Linked DNA regions of Homo sapiens: region 1 is linked to region 2. A link is a contact called in ENCODE Hi-C or POLR2A ChIA-PET data. All regions are on one chromosome and are shown on one strand. Each heading gives the region's core, a stretch centred on a gene start or an enhancer-like site at or near the end of the contact. The rest is flanking DNA. Distances are from core to core; before and after follow the strand shown.

Region 1 (5,035 bases), core at 863-3,362, 74 kb after region 2:
GAAGCTGCGCAATTGAAATGAAATGTGTCCACTCCCTCTGTGAGTTTCCACACGACTCAACCCCCAGTGCCCCCCACTGCTCGCTCCCACCGCCCACCTCCCCCAACACCACTTGCCAAGTGAAAATGACCAGCAGCTGAGGTTTCTTGAAAAAACTCACTTTCAGAGAGTGACGCCTACTCCCAGAATTTCAGCAGCATGTTTTCATTTTCCCTAAACTCATTTCCTATGAAAAAATCTGGAAATTATCTCATAATTTAGAAGATCAACATGGCAGGGAGGGGCATTCCTGCACAGAACATTTCCCAAATGCCTACTCTGTACCAGGCCCTGGGGAGCAGAGACAGTAAGGTGGGACCCCTGCCCTGAGGGAGCTCCAACACAGGTGAGGAGGCAGAGCAGGCACAGACGGCTACAGAAGGTGACCTCCCCACGCAGGGCAGAAACACAGAGAGGCAACTGTTTTGGGGATTAGCTGGGCTGCCTGACAAATGTAACATTCAAGCTAAATTCTAAAGGACTGGGAGGAGACAAAGTAGGGGAAAGGTTGGGAATAGAAGGGTAGGAAACACAGGTGAAGGTACAGGCAGGAACACACAGCCCAGGGAACGATAAAGAGCTCACTATGGTAAGAGCAGAGGACATATGAGAGGGAGAAATGAGGGGTGATTCTTTTTTAACTTTTCATTATAGAAAATTTTAGACATATACAAAAGGAAAAAAAAAAAACTACTGTAATGAACCTCTCCCCCATCTACACATACCCCAGCCCCAACAATCAGAGAGCCAGGGCCAATCTTGTTCTTTTGATATTCCCACCCACGTCCTCAGCTTCTGCACTGTTTGGAAATGAATCCCAGACATCATATCCTTTCAGCTGTACCCATCCCACTGTGTAGAGAGAGGTGACCAACACTTGTAATCCCAGCACTTTGGGAGGCGGAGGTGGGTGGATCCTGAGGTCAGGAGATCAAGACCATCCTGGCTAACATGGTGAAACACCATCTCTACTAAAAATGCAAAAAATTAGCCGGGCGTGGTGGTATGTGCCTGTAGTCCCAACTACTTGGGAGGCTGAGGCAGGAGAATCGCTTGAACCCGGGAGGCGGAGGTTGCAGTGAGCCGAGATCCTGCCACTGCACTCCAGCCTGGGCAACAGAGCAAGACTCCATCTCAAAAAAAAAAAAAAAAAGGACTTCTCAATTCTGAGAAGTCCCTGAGGCCAACCCTGTGTGTACAGACACATGGACAGAGGCCCAGAGCAGCACTTGCCTGTGGACACAGAGCTAGAAAGTGGGAGAGTCAGGGCTAGAACAAGGCCTCTATCCTAGAGTTGGCTCTCCCCACCACACCTTGCTGGCAGCAACTCATTTCAGCAATTCTGCAGAGATAGGGAGACTTGCTTGAGTCCCAGGGTTCTGTCACTTGACATCTGTGTGACTTTGAGCAAGTCACTTACCCTATCTTAGTTTTCATGACCTTATAGAAAACACAGGGATAGCATTATTATTACTTCACAGAAAGGCTGTGAGGATCATATGAGATAATACACATAGAAGCACTTTCTAAATATATAATAAAGTATTTTTAAAACCTGAGTAATCATGATTTTAAAACCTGAGTAATCAATTTTGTTGCCAAAAATCAGACAATTCTTGATAGAAAACAGGTATATGTGACTATCAAATAGGGCAGTCGCCACCCAAGCTTTATAAGCTCCATAAGCAAACTGGCAGGGCTTTGCTGCCTTAGAGATCAGCACTGATTGAAAGGGTGTGTGCGTGTATGCGCGTGCATGTGTGTGTGTTCGCATTCACATGTGTGATGTCCAGACAGAAACGCTTACCTGTCTGATTCCTGCAGAGATTTGACCAGATGGGTATAGATGTCCTGCTCTTTCTTTAAGACCTGAATCAGCTCTTCATAGTCTGATGATTGTTTCTTTTCCTGGAAATGACAATGGGCATTTGACATTAAGGAAAGAATTTTGAAAGAGTACATCCTTATATTATGCAAACATATGTAGCTAGTCCCAGTTTTTAAAATCAAACGAAGGTGAGAGAGGCCCTGTGCCTGGCTCTGGCTCAGGCCACAGTCAGAGAGCACCACCTTCAGGAGGAGTGGGGAATGACTGCCCATCACTCATCCCAGAACAAAGCAGAGAGCTGAGCTTCCAATACTGCTTCCAACAGCTGCTAGGAAGACGCACCAGCTATGGGATTAGCCCATCATGAGTCTGTCATCCCTCAGAGCTGCTGTTCATCGTTTTTAAAACACTACAAAAAAAATATCTTTCCATATTCACTGTTGCTCCAAAGAAGAGAAATTCACAAACCAAAACCTGGCAAGTACTGGGGACTAGGGATTTAGTTACAGTCAAGTAGAAGAGGTCAACTGAGGTATTCTTGGGAGGCATCCAGAACACAGTGATGATGAAGAAATCTGAGTTGGATCTCTGCCACTTACTGGAGGTATGATCTTGGGTAAGTAGCTTAACAAAACTCTATGAGCTTCAGTCTCCTCATTTATGAAATGTGGATGTCATTTTATGAATTCACATTCACAAATGTGAAATTTTTTAATGTTCAAAATTTGGTTCTGCCACCTACCAGTTCTGAGACTCTGGGAAGTTACTTACTAGGAGCCTTGGTATTCTCACCTGTAAAACTGGTGGACAATTACCACTGCCTTATGGAGTTACAGAGCAGATGAAAGATAAATTGCATACTGTAAGGAACCAGGGATACCTGGAGAAATGGCTGATTCCCGTATTAGGACAAGGAAAATCAGGAACAATAAAAGATATGTGTATAGCATTTTATTGTGCCAAAAAATGAGGAAGTGCTTATAGAACAGTGGTTGCCAGGGGCTGGAGGGATGAGGATATGGGAGATGTTGGTGAAAGGGAACAAAGTTTTAGTTACGCAAGATGAATAAATTCCAGAGATGTAATATACAGCATGATGACTATATGTAACAATACCCTGGCCAGGCACAGCGGCTCACACCTATAATCCCAGCTCTGTGGGAGGCCAAGGCGGGAAAATCACTTGAGGCCCGGAGTTCAAGACCAGCCTGGGCAACATAGTGAGACCCCCGCCTCTACAAAAAAGTAAAAGATAAAAACATTCGCTGGATATGGTGGCATGCACCTATAGTCCCAGCTATTTGGGAGGCTAAGACAGGAGGATCCCTTGAGCCCAGAAGTTTGAGACTGCAATGAGCTAGGATCATACCACTGCACTGAAGCCTGGGCAACAGAGCAAGACCCTGAAATAACAAACAAACAAACAAAAAATACTGTATTTTACACTTGAAATGTGCCAGGAGGGTAGATTTTAGGTTTTTTCATCACACAAAAAAAGGTAACAATGTGAGATGATCGATATGCCAATTAATTTGATTATGGTGATCATTTCACAATGTATATATATATCCAAATATCTAGTGTACCTTAAATACATGCAATTTTAATTTGTCAATTATAACTCAAAGCTGAAAAAATTTTTAAAGAAATGCTTAAATAATGATGGAATGTTGTCAAAAGGACACACAGACCCAGTTTGGAAAGGCTCCCACAAGCCAAATCTGGGATGATTTGAGCATTGAAATAATGAGTAATGGTTTATAACCCACTGATAATAACTGATAGTAACAGATTATAACCCACCAAATAAAACAGGAATTCATAAATCCATATTGATATGAATAGGAGGGAAAAAGAGTAGGTTTTTCTTTATAGAAAAATGATGATGACTAATAAATGTAAAAAGAATAATGGAATTAGAAAAATCACCCTTCGCCAACCATCACAGTAATAAATAATTCAGCCAAGAAACACAAAAGGATGCTAAAACTAGTAGGTAAAAGTCAAGATGTTTACATAGACTCAAAACACCTCCCCCAAAATACTTATTAAATACAAAGGGAAAAAAGCATAACTAGACAGTCAAGACACCTGGCAGACACTATCTTGATAAAGTTATCAAAGTTAGCATGGCCAGTAATGGGGCAAATCCAACTGTGTACCATCAGACAGGACACAATGAGAAGAACATAGCATCGCTACTGTGATATTCCTGCCAAAGATGCATAAACTGAATCTAATCAGCAAGAAAACACCAGACAAACAACCCAAACTGAAGGGACATTCTATGGTATAACTGGCCCAGGCACTTCAAAAGTGTCAAGGTTATGAAAGTCAAGGAAAGATTTTAGAACTGTTCCAAACTAAAGACTAAAGAATCAAGACTATTAAATGCAAGGCATGATCCTGAATAGGATCCTTTCACTACAAAGGGTGTTATTGAGACAACTGATGAAATTCAAATGAGTCTGAGGATTAGAAGGTAGCAATGAAGGAAATCAGTCCAGGCTAATTTCCTGGTTGTAGTGGCTGGGCTGAGGTTATACAGGAGAATGTTCCTGTTTACAAGAAATATACACTAGCACATTCAGAGGGGACAAGGCTTCACATTGGCAACTTTCTCTCAAAAGGCTCAGAAAAAAATACAATCCTTTATTTTTGTATTTTTCTACAAATTTAAAACTATTTCAAAATAAGAAAAAATGTTAAAATAAAGTTAATGCATACAGAATATCCAGCATGATGCCTAGCACCAACTAAATGCTCTCTAAATGCTGGAGGCGGATGTTCAGTCCGTCAAGAAATTGGGGCTGCAAACAGCCTTTGTAGTTTATATTGACTTGTGTTTTCTCCTAAAGCTAAGACATACCACCTACGACAGGGGTTTTCAACTTGATTAAAATTTACAGGCTGTAGGAATATGAGCAAGGGAAAAAAATTACATCCCTATTTCCACTAACCTCTAACTGAAATTTAGCATTACCTTCAATTATGAATTGAAGGAATACTGCTATTGCTACAAACCATAGTAATACTAGTAGTATTACCTTGACTTTGTCATCAAAAGAAATAGTTATTTTGTATATGTTGCAGATATCTCAAAATATTCATTCTTATCACTACTTCATAGCTACGGCAGTTACTTATACTCACCACCATATCTTACTA
Region 2 (5,510 bases), core at 2,253-4,752:
TGAAATCTTAGAACAGGCTCATTAGAACCTTCAGAGCAGAGAGAGCTGCCCCACCTGCTACTTCATGGTCATGTTTGAGAGACCTGAGAGCTGTCAAAAGGGGGTTAACTAAATGAGATAATGACAAAAAATGTAAATTTCCCTTCTGCCTTCCTACTGGCCTTTGGCAAGAACAGATAGGTTAGATAAACAAAGGGTGAAATATCTATCACACCACCAAGCAGAGAGTTCTAACTCTTCCTTAACCTGCAGGTCCCTTCCTCCAGGGAGGTTTCTCTGATTAGCCAGAGTGGGCGTTCACCTTGTCATGACACCACATGCATCCCACACACAGAAATCAGAGGACAGCTTCTACTCTGCCTGACTCCTGGTTTGGAGCCTGTCATTCCTAAGTACTTAAAACAGATTTTGAACAAGGTCCACTCAAATATGATGATGAAAGCTGTCGATAGGAATCAGAAGGTCCAGAAAAAGGCACCTAAAATAAAAGAGATGATGAGTAGAAAAGAATGAGCTAGTCCATGAGGACAAATTAGGACTTAGAGCCTATAAAATAAAAGAATAAACATTGGGTTCCAATATTTATCCTTTCAAACAAGTTCTAACCTTGACTAAGTGCCTCAGCTCCCTGAGTCCTGGTTCCCTCATGTGTAGAATGCGGACGGGATTCTACTCAACAAAGACACGCTCAGACGGGTCATGGCTACAGGAGTGTGGGACGGATCAAGTAAGAACACAGTGAAGCCATGGCAAACGGTGCCATCTCCTCCCTAATACATACCCCAAATGGTGGGCACATCTGCTGTGGGCCCCTGCTTGGCATGGAGGAAACTGAGACACAGGCCCCAGTGGCATCCTTGAGCCTCTGAAACATGTGTCACCACCTACCTGCTCACAGTGAAGGGGGCACTGGCCATCCTCGGGGAGTGAGACTCTCCAGAGAAGCTTCAGCCGCCTGTAGGCCTCTTCCAGGGTCAGCTTGGCCGTGCTCACACTGCTCACAAACTTGCTCAGTGGTGCTGGGTGTGGACCCTACACGGGGGATATGAAGGCTGTTACGTGCAGTCTTGAAAAAGATTTTAGACAAGCAAGCCTTAACATGCAGTATAAATCTCCAGACTGTAGGGCTTCTGTTTCACACGCTGAGCGAAAGCCTGGTACCACATAACACCAATTTATTGTTCTTAAAGACTGGTGAATTGTAGATTATGAGAGAATTTCAGTGGTGATCTTAGCCCAATCAATAACCATGATTAATAACCACCATGGTTAATAACCACCAGCATTAACTACAGTTACTACTCCAAGTAAAGGGTCTGTGGGAGGGCCATTCTTACTGTTTGGCGACCCACAGAGACTCGCCCAGAGAAAATGACACCAACAGCAAGCAATAAATGGTTTGCCTTTACTGGTCCCTGTTAAATGGCCCTGCTGTAGTGAATATGATATCAGGGTCTTGTACTGCTGGCAGAGCAAACTCAAATTGGGCGGTATCAAGGGCACAAGAAAATTATGTATGTGACTCAGAAAAGGGGAAATACAAGCCCAGAAATTCGAGACCACCCTAGGCAACATAGTGAGACCCCCATCTCTACAAAAAAATAAAAAATTAGCTAGGTGTGGCAGTGCACACCTGTAGTCCTGGCTACTCAGGAAGCTGGGATGGGAGGATTGCTTAAGTCCAGGAGGTCAAGGCTGCAGTGTGCCATAATCATGCCATGTACCCCAGCCTGGACAACATGGCCAGACCCTGTCTCAAAAAAAAAAAAAAAAAAAAAAAGAGAGAAAAAAGACACATCCTTTTTAGATATCAAAGTAACAAAAAAATCATTATAAATGAAAATATCTGGGCTGGGTGCAGTGGCTCACGCCTTTATCCCAGCACTTTGGGAGGCCGAGGCAGTTGGATCACCTGAAGTCAGGAGTTCAAGACCAGCCTGCCCAGCATGGTGAAACCCCGTCTCTACTAAAAATACAAAAATCAGCCGGGCATGGTGGCAGGCGCCTGTAATCCCAGCTACTAAAGAGGCTGAGGGAGGAGAATCACTTGAGCCCAAGAGGAGGAGGCTGCAGTGAGCCAAGATCGCACCACTGAACTCCAGCCTGAGCAACAGAATGAGACTCCATCTCAAAAAAAAAAAATTTTATATATATACTGCCAGGCATGATAGCTGACGCCTGTAATCCCAACACTTTAGGAGGCCAAGGTGGGAGGATCATTTGAGCCCAGGAGTTCGAGGCCAGCCTGGGCAACAGAGTGAGACCCTGTCTCTAAAAAAAATTTTTTTTAAAAGCCAGGTGTGATGGCACACGCCTGTGGTCACAGCTACTTGGGAGGCTGAGGCAGGAGGATTGCTTGAGCCTAGGAGGTGGGGTCGAAGCTACAGTGAGCCATGATCGCGCCACTGCACTCCAGCCTGGGTGACAGAGCTAGATCCTGTCTCAAAATAAAAAAAACACAACAACAACAAAACCTCAACAAAAACAAAAATGTAGTGAGACAAACGTTCATGAACAGAGATAGAATTGTTTTGCAAAGTAATGGAGCAACAGTTATCATCAAGAGCCCTAAAAAGTTCACAACCTTTGAACTAGTAATTCCACTTCATAATGGGCGACAGCCAGGTGGATGGGCAGATGAATGGACAGACACACCAGGGTGCAGATGGAGAGAAGAATGGATGAGAGACCAGATGTACAGAGGCCGTCATGGGAACAAGACAGCAGAGCCCATGGAGCAGTTGCAGGAACACAAGGCACAAACCCCACCAAACACAGCCACCACCAATAGTTCCCCACACTGGACCTGACCTCTGAGCTCTCTGAGGCCACACTTCCTGGTCCCTCTTCTCAGGGTCCTAATGAGGACAACTGCGCCATTTGACTCCCCTCCCCCTTCCACCGACACTCCCAGGGAGCAGCTTGTGCCCCCCAGCTCTGTGGTCAGGTTACCTTTGTTCCCAGCTCTTGACTTGTGGAGCTGGGAGCCTCTTGGGTTTGAATGTCCATTTCAGCAAGGAGCCTCTGTCCCTGGCTGATCTGTTTGAGCAGGGCCTCATAGTCCTCAATCAGGCCCAGGACATGGCGGCCATTCTTGCTGGCCCACAGGTGGTGGCCAGTGACCAGGCGGGACACACACGGAGTGCTAGTTGCCGAACTGCCACTGTCGCAGGAGAGGGAGTCCGTGTCATTCCCAGAGAGTGGAGGAGTCTCTGAAACTGTAAAATGAGAAGTAGGATGTAAAATCTGTTTCAGGTAACACTCTGCGTTCAAGACGCTTATGATGTTGAAGCTAGCTAGGAGGGCTAGAAGAGGCCCTCGTGCCCAAATGCCACCCAACACAAGCCCAGAGGGGAAAAGAGGCACGCTCCTGGACCTCTGTATATTACCCCACACTGGGCTTATGAGTCATCTTGTAGGAGAGGCTCAAGTCAACTCAACCAACACTTATCAACCACCCACTCGGCAGAAGACCCCAGATTCACAAGGATGACTCAAGCTGGTGCCTGCATTCCAGTAGCCCACAGTCTGATCAGAACACAGACACTGCAGAAGGTGCAACAGCAGAGTGATGAAGGGCCAGAGCCAGAAAAAACAATTATCTGTGCAGGGAGGGAGAGAACAGGGAAGGCTTCTGAGAAGGAGCAGCATTTGAACTGGATTGAGCAAGTAGCAAGAATTACACGAATGATGAGTCATTCTGACCAAGGACAGCAGCAAAGGCATGTCACAGAGAAATGTGTATTCATGATGAGTCTTGAGGAAACGGGACTTCTACCGGCAAAGAGTGGGACAAAGGGGGTCTAAAAGTCACAGTGAGAGGAAAGTGTGGGCCTGTCTGCAGGATGGTGACCCCTGTGTGGCTACACCAGGTTAAGGGATAAGGCTGGACGGACCCACTGGAGCTGGATCCTGGAGGGCCTTGAAAGCCTCACAAAGGTGGTCACAATTTTAATCTAAGGCAAGAGGGACCCAATGATGTTCTAACCTTGGTAACACCTAGGAGTGGATTAACTGGCTTGAAGGAGAAGATCACCAGCTGGGGATGCTGAGAACTTGAAATCCCAAATCCTTACCAAATACCCTCCTGAGTTGGGACCAGGGACCCCCCTTTTCTGCAAGTTAAAAAGTCTTACTGTCACATCCAATGCTCCCACAGTTACCTGGACTTCAGCTTTGTACCTGATTTTGGTGTCACTGCCTGGGAGGAATCAAACAGATCAAATGAATTATCACTTTCCATGGGATATTTGTCACCATCTACAAAATGCAAAACACGAGAACTGTTAGTTTCACTGTTGTCAGCATTCAAGAGAGAACTGAAAGAGAATACAGTCAAGCCCCTCACATTCACTTATCCATACACACACAGCATTCCTTCAAATCTTCACTGGGCCTCTGTCCTGCCAAGCCCACCTTTGTGGGACACCAGGGAGACAGAGTGACCAGGCCCAGTCCATTCCCTAGAAAAACTCTCAGCAGAAAAGTAAATAAGCAATTTTATTTTAGTGTGATCAAGGACAAGGGAGGGAAACACAGGCTGTTGGGGCTCAGGTGAGGGGCACTACCCCCAACTTGGCTTCCCAAAGGCTAATACCCGTTTTAAAACCTTATGTTTTAAGACTGATTGTGACTGACCTATGGTAAGAAGGAGGGAAAGAAATGCCAGGCAGCACAATGGGCAGGTGAGAGGCAGACAGTGGGACAAAGAGTGGAATCATCGCTCAGGGAGAAATAAGCAGTTCATAGACCCAAGGCCCGGGTGCAGGGAAGGACAAAGTAGAATGCAAGGCCAGAACCAAGAGGACTGAGGGGCCCACTCAAGGGCTTTGGGCAAGGCAATGTCAAGCTGAGGTCTGTATTTTGTACTGAAAGAGTAAGTCTGGAGGCTGCCACACTAACCTAAGCTAGAGATGAGAGTAACCCACAATAGGATCTGGGGGGTGATGTATTTGCAACACTGTAAGGAGGCAAAACCAATAGATGCTGTACAGATGACCTGTGCAACACGTTATAATTTGGAAAGCACTTTCACATATGAAAAGCTATTGGACTCAATAGCTCAGTGGGCAAAACACACTGTAATTCAGATTTCATGGAAGGGGAGACCAAGGGGCAGAGATAGAAAGTGATCTGTCCAGCATAACCCAGCATGTCAGTGGCACAGAGCAAGGAAGCCTAGGGCTTAGGATCCCCCTTCCGAGCTCCTGCACCACTGGGCGGTGGGCTGACTGCACTCCAGCATTTCCCAGGGGTGTGCTACAGTTCCTAAGGCCAAGGAGCCAGGAGGTCAGCTCCATAGAGCTGGCCCCAAGAGGAATCACTCTCAGTGAAAGACATCAGCCTTTAGAACAGAATTTTTAAAACAGATGCACTTAAATACAGACCTGAGAAGTCTTTTGCAAAGGAAGAAATGCTGCTGCCTATAATTCTGATCTTGACTCAAGGAAATTATAAAACTTTTCTGCTGAGGCAGCACTGTGAATTCTGAATGCTCTCCTGGATGCCTC

Evidence for each region. A loop is a pair of places that touch in the nucleus more often than their neighbours do. ChIA-PET counts read pairs that join two places held with the same protein, here RNA polymerase II (POLR2A). Pooled maps may share reads with other maps.
Region 1: a loop to region 2 is called in a map of aorta, with 3 times the contacts of the local background. The contact joins two enhancer-like sites. A Hi-C loop is called at or near these places in 11 of 168 maps with a recorded cell type or tissue (A673, HepG2, IMR-90 and 8 more) and 17 of 50 pooled maps. POLR2A ChIA-PET finds 5 or more read pairs at or near these places in 2 of 52 experiments (PC-9 and activated T-cell).

What each region holds. Positions count from the first base shown.
Region 1 is chr9:120,475,504-120,480,538 of GRCh38, forward strand. It overlaps CDK5RAP2 (CDK5 regulatory subunit associated protein 2), which reads right to left. Exons shown (of 38, transcript NM_018249.6): 15 at 1,847-1,947. Among named protein-coding and RNA genes, the nearest start is that of CDK5RAP2, 100 kb to the right of the region's middle. Within about 2 kb of position 2,113, at least 7 of the 41 ENCODE cell types and tissues checked have a DNase peak (open chromatin) inside an H3K27ac peak, as active enhancers do.
Region 2 is chr9:120,399,854-120,405,363 of GRCh38, forward strand. CDK5RAP2 (CDK5 regulatory subunit associated protein 2) reads right to left here. Exons shown (of 38, transcript NM_018249.6): 33 at 4,183-4,260; 34 at 2,953-3,218; 35 at 889-1,032. Among named protein-coding and RNA genes, the nearest start is that of MIR147A, 160 kb to the left of the region's middle. RefSeq lists an enhancer at 2,549-3,517. Within about 2 kb of position 3,503, at least 5 of the 41 ENCODE cell types and tissues checked have a DNase peak (open chromatin) inside an H3K27ac peak, as active enhancers do.